Linked DNA regions of Mus musculus: region 1 is linked to region 2. Evidence: chromatin contacts called from ENCODE Hi-C or POLR2A ChIA-PET data. All regions are on one chromosome and are shown on one strand. Each heading gives the region's core, a stretch centred on a gene start or an enhancer-like site at or near the end of the contact. The rest is flanking DNA. Distances are from core to core; before and after follow the strand shown.

What was found. Hi-C counts contacts between places; a loop is a spot of excess contacts on that map. ChIA-PET counts read pairs that join two places held with the same protein, here RNA polymerase II (POLR2A).
Region 1: a map of regulatory T cell shows a loop between it and region 2 (5-fold over the local background). The contact joins the promoter of Ofd1 here to the promoter of Mospd2 in region 2. A Hi-C loop is called at or near these places in 1 of 37 maps with a recorded cell type or tissue (regulatory T cell). POLR2A ChIA-PET finds 5 or more read pairs at or near these places in 1 of 5 experiments (Patski).

Annotation. Positions count from the first base shown.
Region 1 is chrX:166,439,342-166,442,041 of GRCm38, forward strand. It overlaps Ofd1 (OFD1, centriole and centriolar satellite protein), which reads right to left and starts at 1,363. Exons shown (of 23, transcript NM_177429.3): 1 at 939-1,363; 2 at 688-786. The coding sequence starts at 953. It overlaps Trappc2 (trafficking protein particle complex 2), which reads left to right and starts at 1,414. Exons shown (of 5, transcript NM_025432.4): 1 at 1,414-1,498.
Region 2 is chrX:164,978,950-164,981,649 of GRCm38, forward strand. Mospd2 (motile sperm domain containing 2) reads right to left here and starts at 1,426. Exons shown (of 15, transcript NM_029730.4): 1 at 1,266-1,426; 2 at 1,045-1,114. The coding sequence starts at 1,274. Fancb (Fanconi anemia, complementation group B) reads left to right here and starts at 1,643. Exons shown (of 9, transcript NM_001146081.1): 1 at 1,643-1,861.

The DNA of each region.
Region 1 (2,700 bases), core at 113-2,612, 1.5 Mb after region 2:
GTCTTAAATATTTGTATGTAGTAAAACAAGAGTGGGAAAAATTGGGCTCACCTTTCCTTAATTTCCAATTCTATATGTAAAATATAGTCTAAAAGGTATATTGTAAGGAAACACATTGAACTAACTCCATCCCTTGCTGCTACCCAAACTTAAGATGTTCTAATAAACAGTTGCTATTCATTTAAAATATCCACACTCTAAAATATCTTATGTGTACTTACTATTACTGACACAGGGTATCACTATGAAGTCTTGGCTGACCTGGAACTGGCTATTTGGCCCAGCTACCCTCACAAGAGATGTGCCTTCCTCTGCTTCCGAAGAACTGGGATAAAGGCGTGTGACAAGACACCTGGTACCATTCCACTATAGATTTTTTTCTAGGGAGTATCATGAAACAGACTGGGCTTCATTTTGTTGTTCTCAGACATGTAGACCACAGTACTCTGCTCACATTACCCTCTGCAGTCCGTTCCTCGCAAGTCCCCCTCCTGCTCACTACATAGACGTAGCATGATCAAAGCGAGACTGGGAACAAGATTTGTAACAGCAGCTTAGTTTTATGGCAATGTGTTCATTATACAGGTTATGTGCTACCTTAATGAATGAATTTAAATGTGGAGCCACCTGCGGTTAAAGGTTACACTTGTGGAAGTATAACGACACGATTGTGCCTAAATCTGATACCTGAAGTGTGTCCAGTACACCCCGATCCTTAAACGTCTGGTATAGCTTTTTGCGCAGTTCATCTTGACTCAACACATCAGACTTGTGGGGCATGTTGGACTGAAAAGAGAAAATGATGGGTTACCTAGTGTCAACGTGGACCTGAATTTCAGAAATCAGTGACCTCACCGGAAGCCCTAAGATGCTTAACGGACATCAAAACAAAGAGATGTCCAATCGGAAAAACCCTGGAAAGTGGCAGGTGGAACTACCTGAGCCATCCTCATCTGCTTTCCTCCCGAGCTCGCCCCTCCACGGTCGGACTCCTCGGCCCGGGCCGGGGCGCAGGAGGAGAGGGAGCCCTTGACCTCGGAATCCAGCTTGTCTCTGGGGACCTAGGGGAGCAAGAGAGCTAAACATTCAGCCCCTAACTCGTCAAGCAGCCGCGCTTCCTCCCACGGTATGGGAAGGGTGGGCGGGTCCGCGAGCCAGGAGGGACTCTGGACGGAATAAAGACGGAAACGACAAGCGAGGGCCCCGAAGCGGCCGCTCAGTCGGCAGTTTTCCCTGCTCCGTAGCTCATCCCTACACTGCCCGCCGCCCGCCGCCTGCTCCGCCCGCTCCGGCCGCTCGGCCCGCTCGGCCGGCTCAGCCTAACCGCCCAGGCTTTGGCCCTCCGTGACGCCTGCGCGCTCTTAGGCGAGCAGTCCCGGCCACGTCTCGCGAGAGCATAGCCTCAGATCTCGCGAGAGTGATTTTGGGACTCCCAGGCTGAGGCTCCCGAGCGCAGATTAAAGAGGCGGCCGGTTCTCATCTCGGCTCCTCCCTACAGGTGAGCTCTGGAGGGAAGCAGGCGGCGGGCGTTCCGGGTCCGCGGGGGCATCCAGGCCTCCCGTGATGCGAACAGTGGTCTTCTACCTCTACCCAGCCCTGACTCGGGACAGCACGCCCAGCCCCCCGGCGCCGAGTAATCCCCGTTCTCCTAGTTGGTATAGCCTCCGTGTCCCCTTGGAGGGGACCTCCGCGCACTGGGACGGAGGCTTGGCGTTCTCCAGGTCGCTAACGCAGTGCATCTTCATTGCAATGCCATTGCCCTTTGCAGCCGGTTTACTGTAGAAAGCGGTCTCGGGCATCGTAGGTTGACCGCATCCTTGGTCAGTTTCCATTAAATGCCAGTGGTACCCTACCTCGCCCTCCAGACTTTGACAGATGCTCTCAAAGAGGGCAAAAGCGCATCTCCTTGAGAAGCACGGAGCTTCATTTTATAGAAAAGCCCCACTAGTTTTGCTGATCTGTGGGGCAAGTTGAATTTACAGCTGTCAGGAGCAAGTTTCTGAAAGGTTCCTCCATAGAGAGATTTGCTATAAATATGGACGGCTTTGAACTGGGGTGCATGCGTTTTATCTTGTGTTTGCCTGTTAACTAAAATGTTTAACTTGTAAGGATTTCTAAATTCATCCTGCTCTTGCACTAGTAGTCTTCCACCATTGCACCATATGAATTTTTAGCTTCCTGGTAACTTCAGATGTCAGCCCTGGGCTTGGCCTTTACAGCAGTTTAGAATAAGCCTGTCAAGTCTAGAGTTAAAAAAAAATACTTGATCTTGTGTATGTACTGCACTCCCTCAAACCCATACCAGACATGAATAATTGATCATAGCCATTCGACCACACTGTTTCTCAGCACCAACTCCTGACAGCCATACCAGACATGAATAATTAATTGATCACAGCCTTTCACTGCTGACCACACAGTTTCTCAGCACCAGCTCCTGGCAGCCATACCAGCAAAGCAGATTTTGCTCATAAGGAACCACGAGCTATCCCTAGTCAAATCCCTTTCCTACTAGACATTATATTTCAAGAATATACTAAACACCCACCACAGAACACTTCATCCTCACTTAGCTTAAAACACCCTCGACTGGCTCCTTCAGTTGCTCTTATTTTGTTTTGTTTTCAGACCATTCATTGTCTAAGTCCCCACCCACCCCCCTGCTCCCAACATATTGTTTAAAGGTATCCATCATTTGAA
Region 2 (2,700 bases), core at 176-2,675:
ACCAGAGATGATAATAGACATGAATAAGATCTCTGTGCTAAAAGTTAATAGAGTGCTTTTGCAACTCTCTGGTACAAAGTTTGGTACATGAAGAAAATTGGCCAGGAGGCATGAAAAGATTTACGGGCCAGGCTACTTGGAATGGACTTAGTTATTTGTTCTAGGTCATGAACTGATATATAGCACAGAACAGTATAAAGGTGTATGACTCTTCTGCCAAGCACTACAATCAAAATACAACAGTTTAGTTCTTTCCATGGTAACCAATGACTGAGGCAAAATCTAAATTGACCACCTACTGGATTTAGTTCCACACTTGATGGTCTGATACACGTTTCTTCACTTAATTCTTAACCTTACTTGCATTTCATAGATATGGAAACAGGAACTCGGAACATGGAAGTAAGCTATTTTGTGGAAGGGGGCTACATTAGTATCAATCAAGGCAACTTATTCCAAATGTTTAAAAACAATGTACAAGCACTAAGTCAGCAGATTAAGTACTTGACAAGATTCTATGACAGTGACCAGATTATTCAACCAATAAACCAGTTCTGCACTTACAGAAACTTTTAAGTACAGTGTGGAGCGAGAACTTGTGCGTAGCACTTTTGGTTTTAAGAAGCGGAATTAAGCAAAATAAAAGGAACTGGATTACCAAATTATGTACAAACTATATGGCAACAGTACAATGGCAGTTTCCAGGTTCGTTTTCTGGTGAAAGGCCAGCGAAGGAGCCATGAACTGAACAGTGTCACCTATGTCATTGGCCAATATGTTCATAGCCTGTGAGGCCCATGGATATAAGGAGATGCTAGGCATTTTGATTTCTAACTTTCACTAACCGTTTAAAGGAAGCCCACCATCTGCCCAAGTAAAGCAGCGCACACAGTATGGCAAAACCTTTGAAACATGTACAGCATCTTTCCAGTGAAGGTTGGAAAGGTCTCTTAACATCTCCCGTCAAAACACCCACAAACACACCAGTAAAAGTTGGATATGCTCACTGCACACCCCACTTTAAGTCACAGAAAGCATGCTTACCTGTCACATACTCAGCTTCGAATCTCCGCCGGGTCTCTGAGATTAGCTTGGCTTTATTCTGAGCGTTATTCTGGATAGGAGACACAACAAAACCTTAAGATGCTCTCGGTCCTTACCCAGATCACTCCCAACACAGCTCACCTGCACCGGAGCGCACGGGCCCTGGGCCTGGAAGCTGTCTTCCAGGCTCACGGCCCAGGCAGCGATGAGGTGCTGCTCACCTCGGCCATGGTCACAGTCGCGGAACCTATTGTGGTTGTACCCGTCGCTCCTTCCACAGCCTGCAGCCAAGTGTCTCATCACCAGCCAGCCCAGCCCAAAGGTAGATCAAGAAGGGAGGGAGGGGGGGAGGGGGTCGCGTGACACCGGAACGTAGAAGGAAGTGCCTCCACACTGTCCAATCCCATAGTGTTGTCCGGGGTAGAGGCGGGAATAAGTGCTCTGCTGGGCTCCCACTTGCTTCTCTAAAGGAGAAACCCCGCCTTCCGACGACCTCCTGGCACCGGTGTCCCGCCCCAAGTAGCCTGGAGCACTCTGATGCTTTTCCCTGAAGCTCAGCCCCTACAGCTCAGCTGGCCATTTGCTTCCAGCCCTCGGAGGCTCCGCCCCTCCCAGGTCCCCTCTGGCTACCACCTCCTGCAGGCTTTGCCGCCTGAGTTGTTCAGGCAACTATTGGGCCGGTTGTCCCAGCGTGCAATGCGCGGGCGGGAGGTTTGGAGTCCTTTGGTGCAACTGGAACGTGGCAATTTGGCAGCCTTGGAGAACTGGTTTTGGTTTGGTTTGGTTTTCTCCTGACCGCTCGCAGATAACTTGCATTGTGAGTATTCGCTATATTCGGCGATTATTTCTGTTAAGGTTCTTTTCTTTTGGCTGTGGTGTCTGGCTTTATAGTGCTGGCAACTTGGTCTGTAGCCTAGGTTGGCCTCCCTTCTCAGACATGAGTTTTCTGTGTCAGTCTCTCTGATCCTGGTTACAGGTATAACCACCACAGTTGTGGACTGGGAGACGCTCACAAGGCAACCGTCTTTGAACTCTGAGTTAAGTGGTTATAGAAAGTTAAAAGGAAAGATGTTATTTTGAGTTACTTGTTCTTAACGAGGTGGGGGTAGACTCTTGTTCCTGCCATGTAAGTGACATTTGTGGGTGTCACCGCTCTAGAATGGGAGTGTAGCTGATTTCTAATGGGGAGAAGCCAACGATGCTGCCAAGCTTGCAGGACAGGTCGCAATACTTATCCAGGGTGAAATGCAAACATTGCCGAGACTGGTGAAAGCTTAGATTTATAAAGTACTACAACAAACTATTAGCTTTGGTGGCTTAGTTGAACATAACAATGCTGCCTTTCTTAAAAACTGACCAACACTGAAGACTACTTGTACTGGCAATTAGAGAAAACGTTTTCCCAGGCACTGGGGATGTCGATCACAGGTCCAGCACATGCTGGAGACCTCAAGTTCCAGCCTCAGCAGCCCTGCCCCTCTGCCAAAAAGGACAACCCACGTTTTACCTAGTCTGTAGCTGGTTGACCTTAAAAAGGCAGTTAACATCTTTTCCCAAAGCGTTTTCAATATTTGTTTTTATGGGAAAATTTGAACACATTGTTTAAAGTTTGTTTGAAAACTTTCATAAAAATATTTGAGTAACTCCGAGCTCCCC